4 separate regions of the Homo sapiens genome follow, and regions 1, 3 and 4 are each linked to region 2. Evidence: chromatin contacts called from ENCODE Hi-C or POLR2A ChIA-PET data. All regions are on one chromosome and are shown on one strand. Each heading gives the region's core, a stretch centred on a gene start or an enhancer-like site at or near the end of the contact. The rest is flanking DNA. Distances are from core to core; before and after follow the strand shown.

Region 1 (2,768 bases), core at 45-2,544, 190 kb after region 2:
ACAGGGTGATTCCCACGTCCTTCCCACACTAACCCTGCCTAGGTGAGGCTGCAGCTTTGTGTGCCTTCCACAACATTTGCTTGCCTGGGGAGCTGCCTGCCTTTAATTATCTTTGGAAAGCATAACTGAGAAGAGCAAGACACCCGTCTTTTCTTTAGGGCTCTTGCCAGGAGCACTGCCTATGCAGCACTTCCCTCCAGGGGGTGCCATTCACATTGAAGTCTTCGTGACTGGCACTCCTTGGAGTTGCACAGTGCGCAACCTATGCTGCTGAACAGGGCAGCCCTGGCTCTGTCTTACTCTCCTGGGAAGCATGGCTCATTATAACACAGATCCAGGATGAGATACCTGAGAGAGAGAGAATCCCCACCAGTCTCTCCACTCATCTCACCTCCCTTTTTAGGTCTCCACCTCCTCCAAGGTGTAATATGGTCAAAGACAGGGCTCCTCCAAGGTGCAATATGGTCAAAGACAGGGCTGTGGATGCAGGCAAGTCCAAGCACACACTCGGGCCCTGCCACTCAATTGATGTTTTATTTTGTGCAAGTTTCCTAATCTAGTAATTAATCAAGTGATCCTCCCACCTCAGCCTCCAGAATAGCTGGGACTATAGACACGTACCACCATGCCCTGCTAATTTTATTCATTTTTTGTAGAGACAGCATCTCACTATGTTGCCCAGTCTGGTCTTGAAATCCTGGGCTCAAGGGATCCTTCTGTCTCAGCCTCCCAAAGTGCTTGGATTACAGGCATGAGCCACTGCACCTGGTCTAATTTTCCAATTCAGTAAAATAGGAAGTGACAGTTATGAGTCTTGTTTTTTGAGGATTAAATTCAGTAATGCGCATAAAGCTTTGGCCCACATGGCACGTGATTGGCACTTGAGAAATGATAGTGATTATTGTTATCTCTTCAAATAAGATTAGCATCCAGTCTTACCTACCACACAGAGATAGCCCCAGAAATAAAATGAAATGAGAAGTAGATCATCTCTAAGATCTTTGAGGAAGTATTTTGCAAGAATCCCAACTACTGTTGTTCTTCTCTCTGTATATAAAAAACGATGAACTGTGAAGCCCCTTTGCTTCCAAGTCACGCTCTGTGACTGATGGCAGATGTCGGGAAAGGCTCAACCAGGAGAGAGAAAGCTTGCAGGCGCGGGCGGCAGACTGAGGGCCCCGGGCGGGTGGAGCTCAATGAAAACCACAGACAGACAGCAGCTGTGAGAGCAAGCAGAGACCCAGAATGGCTTTAAACAGAAAGCAGAGGCCCACAGCAGGGAGTGAGATGAGACCAGGTTTAAACGTCACTTTCCCCTAAGTCCTTGTTCATTCACAGCTTCCTTCAGTAGCTCTGACCAGCTTTCTCAGCACCTGCCGACCGACAAACCAACCAACCAATGGAGGCTGGTGCTGGGGGTGGAGATGGCCAAGAGCCGGTGGTGAGAAGTGAGGGAGAATGGGGAAGAAGGGGCTCCACAGAGGGCACTTGATCCGGGACGGCTTTCCGGAGGAGGTGATTTCCTAGGCCTAAGGGGCCTCCGGGCAGAGGGGCCAGCATGAGGGAAGCTCGGAGGTGGGGGAGCATGGATTGGAGGAGAGAATAAGCAGTTGCTTGCTGGGGTGTCATAAGATGCGGCAGTGCACTCAACGCTACAGGAGCAGGCACGGGCCTTTTTCACCAGCCTAAGGATTTTGGAATGACTCTTCTATCAGCCAACAGTTTCCAACCTTATTTATGTACTTGTTTCTTTGATTCCAGCGATGCAGGAGAGATGATATTCAGACAGCCGACTTCTGCTGTGGGTGTGCCCCAGGTTATAAATCATTTCCATCAGGCTAGCTGGAGTCCCGGCCCTTCCTTTCCACTGAAGAAAGCAAATCAGAGTACCAGATAGCGAGAGTGATATTATCACAGGATAGCCTTGAAACTGCCATAACAAAAAAAATAAATCGTTCACAAATGTCAATCCTTCAACTACTATTAGCCCCAGAGAGACTGTTTGTCTGCCCCAGTGTGTCGCTGTGCAGAGGCTGAGAACGTCCCCTCTCCTCTTCCCACACCTAGGAGAGGGGGAGCCACTGGTAGATTGGGAGCAGGGGAGGGTCTGGAGTTTCAGAAAGATTTCCCTGGCTGCAGTGTGGAAGGGGGATTTGAGGGGAAGACGGGACACCAGCTGGGGAGGCTGCTGTAGTAACAGAATGCTGCCCCCACCACCCCTGGGTACAGTGGTGGCTGGGATGAAGAGCAAGGGCAGTTTTGAGAGAGCTAGAGGAGCCAACCTCCACCGGACTGACTCACTGGATGTGGAGTGATGGGGAGGAAGCTCAGGAACAGTGTCTGGTGTCCTAGTGTGGCTGGCTGGATAGCTGGTGGGACTGCCCACGAATAGGAGGTGCAGGAGGAAGAGGGCCGGGGTTGCAGGGGACCTGGGCAGCAGGGAGAGGGCAGGTAATGAGCAGAGTTGGGGATCGGTTGAGCTTAGTTTACCTGCCACCCCTCCAGAGATGTCCCACGTTGGGGGGACCCATGCACCTACTCCAGATGTTACCCTCCCCACTTTACAGCACAGGATTCTGCCTGGTGACATTTGATGCCATCTGTATCTGGCCACCCAGTGGGTGCAAAATGCAAGTTTGCTGATTAAGCAAAATCAACCTGAAGCAAACAAAGACTGATGTCCCCAAGGGATAGCCAGCTCCTTGGAGGCAGAAACCCTTTCCCTCTAGGGCAGAGCTTCCTCTGTGGGTCCTCACAGGGGAGGGTGG
Region 2 (2,946 bases), core at 34-2,533:
CTTTCTTATTATAACCCTGGGAAGTGGGCCTTATCAGTGGTAAACTCAGAGTGACTTGCTAAGTGTCCAAGCTGGGACTGAAAATCCACTCTGTGCTGCCTTCTAGGGCGTTGATGAGTGCAGTGTTTTCTGGGTTGCTGAAAAAAAACAAAAAAAACCCCAAAAAACAAAAAACCACCTCCTTAAGTCTGTTCTTTTTGCATCTGACCACTCTCCTGTGCCTCTTTTCAACATTCAGGAAATTAATGGTTTCTCCCTAAGTCTCCACACTACACTTTTTCTCTAGTGGAGGCAGTAATGAGTTGCAGGCTCTGTTCTGACATGCTCAGAAAAATGCAGGACGGCAAGTCATAGCCAAAAACAACTCGACGTACTCAGCTGGGGCAACCCGTCACCTACTGCGGGAAGAGGCAGAACCGGGGATGCAGGGAAAGGACAGATTATTCTTATCCTGCCTCTCAAACTTCTGGCTGGGAGCCAGACTTCGGATGAAACCAGGCAATCTCATCTAGGGATTCAACGCTCCCTTACTATTGATGTCACCCACGCCGTTTGCTTCCGAAAACCTTTGGGCCGGAGGCTGCGGCTAGAAAAGCAATCAAAGGTTTCTCGCCGGGCTTAAAGGGCCACATCTTAGTGACGTCTCGGGTTATAAAATCTGCTTGACAATGAAATATCGTGTGCGCGATTCTGCTCCTCCCCCGACATGACGTGGCCAGACACGCCGCTCGCGTCAGGGCTGCCTTACGCCCCCAGGAAGACCCATTCCCACTCTGGGGCGCGCGCAGATTTGCTGTGGCACATGTACTATAACGCACAGGCAAAAGGGCAGTTTCCAAAACGTCTCCAACGTGATCTCACTCCAGAGATTTTTTTTCCTAAAGTTTTAGGGCTGCGCGGAAGGGAACATGGGGTTCACCTCAGGAAATTTCAGACGTCACCCCCCTCGGAGGAAGGTAGTCGCGTCCGGTTCCTCCCCGGGTGTCAGTTAAGCAGGCCAGGCTGTGAGCGAAGGTTCTGGGCGGGGCTGGACTGTTCTAAGTGAGTTCGGGTGGGGGAGCTTCACGAGGGGAGGCTGCTCTGTGAAGGAACCGCCTTTCTCTCCGCGTGTCTCACCCTTTTCTCCCCATATCTGTTTGGACATGAGCTGAGGGCACGGTCGCGGGCGGTCAGCCCTGTTCGCAGCTACGGCGAGGAGGGGCGCGATTGTTCCTTGTTGCCGCTCCGCTTAGTGGCCGCGTCCATTCCGCGCGGTGTCCCGATTTTAGGGGTAGGGAGAAGTGTCAGCTTCAGGCATCGCGAGGCGTGGCGGCCCCATGGCCCCGCTGGGAGGCGCCCCGCGGCTGGTACTGCTGTTCAGCGGCAAGAGGAAATCCGGGAAGGACTTCGTGACCGAGGCGCTGCAGAGCAGGTGTCCGTGAGGCGGGAAAGGTGGAAGGGGGAGCTCTCCGCATCACGTGACACGAGGAGTGCTTTTGGGTGTCACGGAGTGAGCTTTGGAGTACGGGTCGTCCGTTTGCAAGGCAGGAGGAGCACTGGGCTGGGGAAGGTGGAATGCCACCATTACATAAAACAGTAGTCTACACAGGCGAGCCTCAAAGAAGCAGGTGACCACCTCTCCAAAGACCTTCAGCTGCAGGTCTCTCTGAGAAGCATTAATAATGGTTCCTACGAAGGCACTTTCTATATACCAGGCGTTGGATACCAGCCTGGGCAACATGGCGAGACCCCGCCTCTACGAAAAATCCAAAAAGTAGCTGGGCGTGGTGACGCGTGCCTGTGGTCCCAGCTATTCAGGAGCCTGAGGTAGAAGAATCGCTTGAGCCCGGGAGGCGGAGGTTGCAGTGAGGCGAGATTGGCCACTGCACTCCAGCCTGGGCGACAGAGCGAGACCCTGTCTTAAAAAAACAAAACAAAAAACCCTCTTCACCTCTTTGTTAGGTACTGTGTGCCATTATTAGCATCTCCATTTCACAGGTGAAGAAACTGAGGCTCTTAAAAAGTTAAACAGGCCGGGTGTGGTGGTCATGTCTGTCACCCCAGCACTTTGGGAGACAGAGGTGCGAGGATGGCTTGAGAGCCCAGTAGTGGAGACCAGCCTGGGCAACACAGTAAGACCCTAGTCTCTACAAAAAAATGGAAAAGTTAGCCTAGTGCGATGGCGAGCACCTCTAGTCCAAGCTACTCAGGAGGCTGAGGTGGGAGGATCGCTTGAACCTGGGGGCTACAGTGAATTGTAATCATGCTACTGTCCTCCAGTCCTTGCAGCAGAGCCTGAGACCCTGTCTCGAAGTAAAATAAAATAAAATAACATACGAAGTTAACAACAAAAAACCCTTGCTGGTCACAAAGTAAGTGGCAAATCCAGGATTCAAATTCAGCTTTGTGGTTCATGATGGGCATCTCAGCAATTAATATATAATTGAAACAAAAAGAAAAAAAACCCAAACAAATTCAACTTTATCTTGCGCCAAGGACTGGTTTCTTTCTGTTTTATCTGGCTGCCTCCCCAAATAATAATACCTTTTGCACAGTGTTTTCTGTCAAAGCAAGATCTTCTGTGCAGGAGCATTTTGCTGAGACCTGGGCTAGGAGAGCAGAGGTTGGGGAGAAAGTGGGGCTCCTCTCCTCTTGAAGGCCAGTGTGGTGGGGGTACCAGGAAGCTGCTTTTGGGTACCACGGGGGTTCTATGAAGGTGTGGGAGAGCCCAGAGCAGAGGTCACCACCTGAATTTTTCATCACTAAGTATCTCACCACCTTTTCCTAAGTTGCATTTCTCCTCACCTCCAAACCCTGACGTCAAATAGTGGTCCGAAGCACAGGCTCTGGAATTAGACTGCTGGGATGCAAACCCTGGCTCACTGTTGATTAGTGTGTGATCTTGTACACATCTGTCATTCACTCTGTGCCTCATGTTTTTTTTTTTTTTTTTTTTTTTTTTTTGAG
Region 3 (3,008 bases), core at 39-2,538, 240 kb before region 2:
AGGAGGGAGGAACAAGGAGGGGGGGAGGAAGTGGTGGGGGGGAACACGGTTGGCACCGCCCCTGGGAGAGCCAGGCACGGGTTGCCATGACAACCGCAGGCTCGGAAGCAGCCCTGAGTGGGGGTGCGTGGGGTGGGGTCTTGGGGAGGGGTCCAAATTGGGAACTGCACTGTGGGGCGGCTCCTACATCATCCCCCACCTGTCCTCAGTTTTCTTGGAAAATATCCAAGCTCACACGTCCCTCTTCTCATAACAGGGCCTTTCCCCTGAAGCCCCAGCCCCGGTGCACTGCTGGAGGCCACCCCAGCCCACCCGCTGCGTCTGGGCTGCTCCTAGCTCCTCCTCACGCTCCAGCACACCGACGCCTTCACGGCACTCACCTCCGGGCTGCTCCCGGGATTACCCTCTCATACCTGCATCCCGACCCTCCCAGCCGTTTCTGCCATCGCTAGCCCCCTGTCTACATCCCAGCATCTTCCTGGATCCCCACCTGTTCCAGGTCCCAGCTTGCCCCAGAACCCTATACGCCCCCTCCCCTTCCCTCGACCCCACCTTAACTCACACTGATGCGGACCAGTGCGTCCATGATGGAAGTGAAGGTCTGCATATCCTCACCCTCTGCCATGGCCCTACCGTGCCCGCCCGCCCCTGGGTGCCCGATCCCGGCTGCGGCTGCGAACCCCGGGCTTAATGCAGGAGCCCAGTGGGGGTGTGAGGAGGGCTGGGGGTTGAGGTGTCACTGCGCATGCTCCCGGGACCAGCCTCGAACAGCGCCCGTCGGGGTAGGGGGTGGGAAATAGTTCTCCCCACGTGGTTCTCGAAAGCCGGTCGGGGGGTTGGGGAATATGGAAAGGTATTTGACGGGGGAGCCATTTCTTACATTCTCATTTTTCATTGGCTCCTAATTTTACTCATATAAAGCGGGGGATTAGTTTCGGAGGAAAATGAGTTCCTGGTTGGGAGCACTAAATTTTAGGTTGGGAGATGTTGAGGCATGGGGCAGGGAGGTTTGAGGAACGTGCACTAGAGATGAAAGAAATGGCAAAGAAGACAGAGATGGGATAGATGCCACAGGCATGGGCCCAATGACTTAAAGAGATAAGTGCACCTTGTACAGAGTGGCAGCAGACGCACCAGGTACGAGGAAAGCCTGAGGACCAGGGCGGTGGCCGAGGATGCCCCCTCGACGCATTATTTCCTCCCTGTCGCAAGAGGGCGCTGCGTCCAGGCACTGAGAGGAAGAAAGAGGAGAACGCGAGGAGTAGCAAGTCCGCGGTAAGCGCTGACGCATGCGCATAGCTAACCGCACCCGGTTCAGCTCGCCTTTCTTGGCCAGAGGCGCCGGTTGGACTCACGGGCGGGGCATGATGGGTAACAGGACCGGTGGGGTCCCCAGGAAGTCCTAGAGGGGGTCGGGGTTTGGGTGGACAAGCTTTCCTCGTCCTCTCCCGACAGAGCTGACGTGTCCTGGGTTCCACCGGGAGCGGGCATTTCCACCGGACGGGAGGGTTCGGGGTGTCCGGGGCTGGGGAATACGTAGGGGTTGCCGCGCGGTGTGGGGAGTTGGGGCGTGTGGCTGCAGTCCCGGGAGTTCTTGGAGGGGGTCGGCCCACCGAGCTTCCGGACCGGCTGATCTGCCCGTAGCTTGCCGGAGGGAGGGCGGAGCCTGACTCTCCGTCCCTTCTCCCATCCCCTCCAGTGGTGGGTACGGGCACCTCGCTGGCGCTCTCCTCCCTCCTGTCCCTGCTGCTCTTTGCTGGGATGCAGATGTACAGCCGTCAGCTGGCCTCCACCGAGTGGCTCACCATCCAGGGCGGCCTGCTTGGTTCGGGTCTCTTCGTGTTCTCGCTCACTGTATCCTCCCTGCAGTTGGAGGGGGCGGGCCACGTAGGCATGTGCCCTTCCCCTTCCCCACACAGCTCTGTCCCCGTTGCACACCCTACTCCTTAACTCCCTCAACCAGGCCTTCAATAATCTGGAGAATCTTGTCTTTGGCAAAGGATTCCAAGCAAAGATCTTCCCTGAGAGTAAGTGAATATTGGAGCTTGAGTATTTGAACTTTCTCCTCTTTAACCTCCTGAAACATGATATTGAATTTCCAGATGCTTAGGTGAAAGGTTGTTAAGGAGAAATATATTTACTGAAGCTGTCTGAAGACAGATGACGCTTTTCGATTCTGCACCTTGTATAGCTCCTGGAGTTGGAGCTGGAAGAGAAGGCCTTTGAAAGCAAGAAACTTTGGTACCTTCTGGCCAGCTCCCAGGGAAGGTTTGAGGGGAACAGGCAAATTTGGGCTGATGTTTTGCATCTATTCGCTGGGAGGCGGTCCTTGTTCCCACCAGAAGAAGCAGCAGGACCAAGTTCACTATGGAGTTCTGATGTGAAGTTAACTCAATATTAGAGAATTCTACTTATTTGAGGGAATTGTGAAGAGCCTAAATACTAGAGGCACCAAATATCTATGGCAGCAGGAATCCTGACCAAATCAGAATAACTGTTAGATTATTTCCTGTTTGGAATAATTCTTGTTCAATTGCTCATGTAATCAAGAATTGATGATTCAGTTATTTATGGAGAATTAAGTTTATAAAGCAAATTAAGTGTCAAGGCCAGATTACTTAAGGAATGCCACGTGCTCAGAAATTCACAGCAGATGCAATCTCATGTAAAACCCTCATGTGGTAAAACAAAGATCTATCATGGTTGCCCTTAATCTTTTCTCTTTTTTTTTTTTTTTTTTTTTTGAGACAAGGCTTTACTCTGTCGCCTAGGCTGGAGTGCAGGGATGTGATCACTGAAGCCTTGACCTGGTCTCAAGCAATCTTCCCTCCTCAGTCTTACCAGTAGCTGGGACTACCAGTGAGTGCCACCACACCCAGCTACTGTTTTAAGTTTTTGTAGAGATGGGGTTTCACCACATTGCCCAGGCTGGTCTCGAACTCCTGGGCTCAAGTGATCCTCCTATTTCAGCCTCCCAGAGTGCTGGAATTACAGGTGTGAGCCACTGT
Region 4 (2,700 bases), core at 136-2,635, 200 kb before region 2:
GAAATATCAGAGACAAAAGCCCTTTCCCCTTAGCTTGTTGGCTGAAGCCCAGGGCAGGCAGCATAGGCATCTCAGGCTAGGCAGAGCTACCAGCCTTGCCTAAATGGGGGCAATGTGTTCATCTCAGAAGGCTGGCTTCATAGAGGAAGGGGACCTGCAAGGCTGGAGAGGCCTTCCTGGAAAAGGTGGCAGTGCCAGCTGTTACAGTCTTCTAGGAAATAGTGTTTGCCCTGCCAGCAAGGCAGGGCGTGCAGCAGATAGGTGGGTCCAAGGGAGGGCCTCTACCTTCCGAGGGCAGTAATGCAGATATGCCAAGATATACAGGGTCTGAAGCGCAGCACCCACTGTGTTGACGACGATGAGGATCCCGTCTCCCTTCAAAGCCCCATAACTCAGCCAGCCCAGGTTGCTGCAGGGTGGAGGGGATGGACATGGCTCAAAGGGTTCAGTGTGAGAGGAGGACCCAAAGGGTCTTTCACTCTTTTTTTTTTTTTGAGACGTAGTCTCGCTCTGTCGCCCAGGCTGGAGTGCGGTGGCACGATCTCGGCTCACTGCAAGCTCCGCCTCCTGGGTTCACGCCATTCTCCTGCCTCAGCCTCCCGAGTAGCTGGGACTACAGGCGCCCGGCACCACGCCCGGCTAATTTTTTGTATTTTTAGTAGAGACGGGGTTTCACCGTGTTAGCCAGGATGGTCTGGATCTCCTGACCTCGTGATCCGCCCGTCTCGGCCTCCCAAAGTGCAGGGATTACAGGCGTGAGCCACCGCGCCCGGCCAAACCTCTTTCACTCTTGCTCCTCCTGCCCCGCCCCCACCTCCCTCTGGTAGCCTTTCCCACTACCGCAGCCGTCGGCCCCTCACTTGACTTCCGTGGTGAGAAAGGGCAGGAACTGGACGTTGTCCACACTCCGGGTCATTCGCATGTGCCTGAGGTCCGAGCTGTAATGGGGCCCCGAAGGGAGGGGTGGGGGTGGGAAGGGAGAAGCAGAGTGCTAGAGGGGGATGCCCAATGCCTGTCATCCTTTCCGGACCACCGCAGACCCCGCCCCCTCTCCCCCCCGCCAGCTATCCTGCCTTCTCCTTCAGGCCTAGTGACCAGCCTCGCCCTTGTACCCCGGTCCCCTCGACCCGATCCCACTTTGATCCCGGTTCCGGACGAGCCAGGTGCTGTGGCCACGTCTCTGTCCCCTCTCTCTCCTTTCCTGACTGCCTAGTCCTCCCCAACCCAGCCCGGCCGCACTCTCACAGGCCGGCGGAGAACATGCCAAGGGTGAAGACCACGCATGCTCCGTAAATGAGCGAGTCCAGAAAGCCGCCCGCCTCCATTACGACTAGAGTCGGATCCCGCGCCCAGCGCCCGCCGCGAGCCTGCGGTTGCCGGGACCTACTGCAGCCCAGACCTGCGGCTCTGGAGCCCCGCCCCGCGCACTCGGCTCCGCCCCCGCACGCTCGGGCCGTCCCTCCGGAAACTGCGCCGAAGCCCCACCCTCCCTCCGACGCCGAACCGGAACTCGCGCCCCTCTCCTCCGAGCGCCTTCCCAGTACCCTGGTCCAGACCTCTTCCATGTCCCGGTCAGTCCCCTTCCTAGGGCTCCGCGGGTGTGTCCCCGATACCTGCCGCTGCTCACACTCTGCCTACCCCTTGGATCATCTAGACGCCCCCAGTCTCAACGCTCGTGTTCCCACAGGCCTGTGCGCCTTCGGCGGTGGACCTCCAAACAAAAGCTTGCTAGTTTAACAAGACTTCAGCACGCTTTCCATCCAGAGCTCCACATCAGAACCTCAGTTGCCCAGGGTTTGGGAAGTTTTTTTCTGGAGTGTGCTGCCGAAGCTTTTTCTCAAAATAACACATTACCAGGAATCACCAAGCCTTCCTCTTTTGCCCTCCCTCTCGGGTCAACTTTACATGACGTGGCCAATCCACTGACGCCTCTATCACTGACCCCCGGTCCAACCCACTTGTTACTGGGAACTTTCCCTCCCAGCCTCCCACACGTCTCTGCTAGTGTGGCTGTGGGGCGGGGCCGCATGCCTCAGCTGGCGTTCCCAGCTTCCCTGACTCACCGAAACAGCGTGAGTACCTGAATGGTAGTATGCCAAAGCCCTGCGGTGACGGAGTGGGAGTGGGGTAGAGGTCGGATAGGAAGAACTTCCAGAGTGGAGTGCAGCTCAGAACCCGAGAGACAGCTGTCAGGAGCACTCCGGTCCTGGACAGCCCTCAGAGGAGGAAACATCCCACCCTTTTGGCCTCGTGAGGGGCACACATTCTTTGGAGAGAAAGAAATTCAAACCCAGTTGCTACTGTTGTAGCACAGAGAGCCTCGCACTTAGCAGGGACTCAATGGTCATATGTTTTAATATGGAGTGGCAGAAAAGCATGTCCGAAAAAACACATTGCTTTATTTTGAGACAAAGAACATTGTATAAAAAAACTCCAGTTGTAGAAATCAGGACAGACACACAGCAACTTATATACAGATACTATACACGTGGGCCCTGCCCTTTAGGCTACACTCTAGGCAGAATGTACACATGGGCACTGCCCTTACAGCTACACTCTAAGAACAGGTTGGCACAGCCCCCCTGCTGGCACAGCTCTGGGGAGTGCTGCCCCAGGATGGGAGAGAATGCAGTACCTGGCTACAAACTTCTCTGTGGCAGCTCCACAGATGAGGTCTTGCTGGGAGATGCTGGGTCAGCC

Evidence for each region. A loop is a pair of places that touch in the nucleus more often than their neighbours do. ChIA-PET counts read pairs that join two places held with the same protein, here RNA polymerase II (POLR2A). Pooled maps may share reads with other maps.
Region 1: a pooled map shows a loop between it and region 2 (4-fold over the local background). The contact joins the enhancer-like site here to the promoter of PMVK in region 2. A Hi-C loop is called at or near these places in 14 of 37 single-sample maps with no recorded cell type and 13 of 50 pooled maps. POLR2A ChIA-PET finds 5 or more read pairs at or near these places in 6 of 52 experiments (RWPE1, WTC11, activated CD4-positive, alpha-beta T cell and 2 more).
Region 3: a loop to region 2 is called in a map with no recorded cell type, with 7 times the contacts of the local background. The contact joins the promoter of KRTCAP2 here to the promoter of PMVK in region 2. A Hi-C loop is called at or near these places in 2 of 37 single-sample maps with no recorded cell type and 9 of 50 pooled maps. POLR2A ChIA-PET finds 5 or more read pairs at or near these places in 5 of 52 experiments (CD4-positive, alpha-beta memory T cell, SK-N-SH, activated B cell and 2 more).
Region 4: a map of ascending aorta shows a loop between it and region 2 (4-fold over the local background). The contact joins the promoter of SLC50A1 here to the promoter of PMVK in region 2. A Hi-C loop is called at or near these places in 1 of 168 maps with a recorded cell type or tissue (ascending aorta) and 14 of 50 pooled maps. POLR2A ChIA-PET finds 5 or more read pairs at or near these places in 4 of 52 experiments (Caco-2, HepG2, MCF 10A and 1 more).

Annotation. Positions count from the first base shown.
Region 1 is chr1:154,746,682-154,749,449 of GRCh38, reverse strand. The region is part of intron 3 of KCNN3 (potassium calcium-activated channel subfamily N member 3); the gene reads left to right. Among named protein-coding and RNA genes, the nearest start is that of KCNN3, 120 kb to the left of the region's middle. RefSeq lists enhancers at 1-52, 948-1,157 and a silencer at 250-299. Within about 2 kb of position 1,294, at least 12 of the 41 ENCODE cell types and tissues checked have a DNase peak (open chromatin) inside an H3K27ac peak, as active enhancers do.
Region 2 is chr1:154,935,056-154,938,001 of GRCh38, reverse strand. It overlaps PMVK (phosphomevalonate kinase), which reads left to right and starts at 1,283. Exons shown (of 5, transcript NM_006556.4): 1 at 1,283-1,411. The coding sequence starts at 1,317. RefSeq lists enhancers at 1-834, 814-1,013, 835-1,777 and a silencer at 1,734-1,833.
Region 3 is chr1:155,171,584-155,174,591 of GRCh38, reverse strand. It overlaps KRTCAP2 (keratinocyte associated protein 2), which reads left to right and starts at 1,288. Exons shown (of 5, transcript NM_173852.4): 1 at 1,288-1,371; 2 at 1,700-1,854; 3 at 1,964-2,027. The coding sequence starts at 1,368. TRIM46 (tripartite motif containing 46) reads right to left here and starts at 743. Exons shown (of 10, transcript NM_025058.5): 1 at 563-743. The coding sequence starts at 625. RefSeq lists silencers at 205-499, 669-758 and enhancers at 508-1,016, 1,089-1,138, 1,339-1,438, 1,017-1,525, 1,629-1,908.
Region 4 is chr1:155,134,537-155,137,236 of GRCh38, reverse strand. It overlaps SLC50A1 (solute carrier family 50 member 1), which reads right to left and starts at 1,385. Exons shown (of 6, transcript NM_018845.4): 1 at 1,246-1,385; 2 at 861-938; 3 at 286-409. The coding sequence starts at 1,325. EFNA1 (ephrin A1) reads right to left here. Exons shown (of 5, transcript NM_004428.3): 5 at 2,338-2,700. RefSeq lists a silencer at 1,345-1,584 and an enhancer at 1,855-1,944.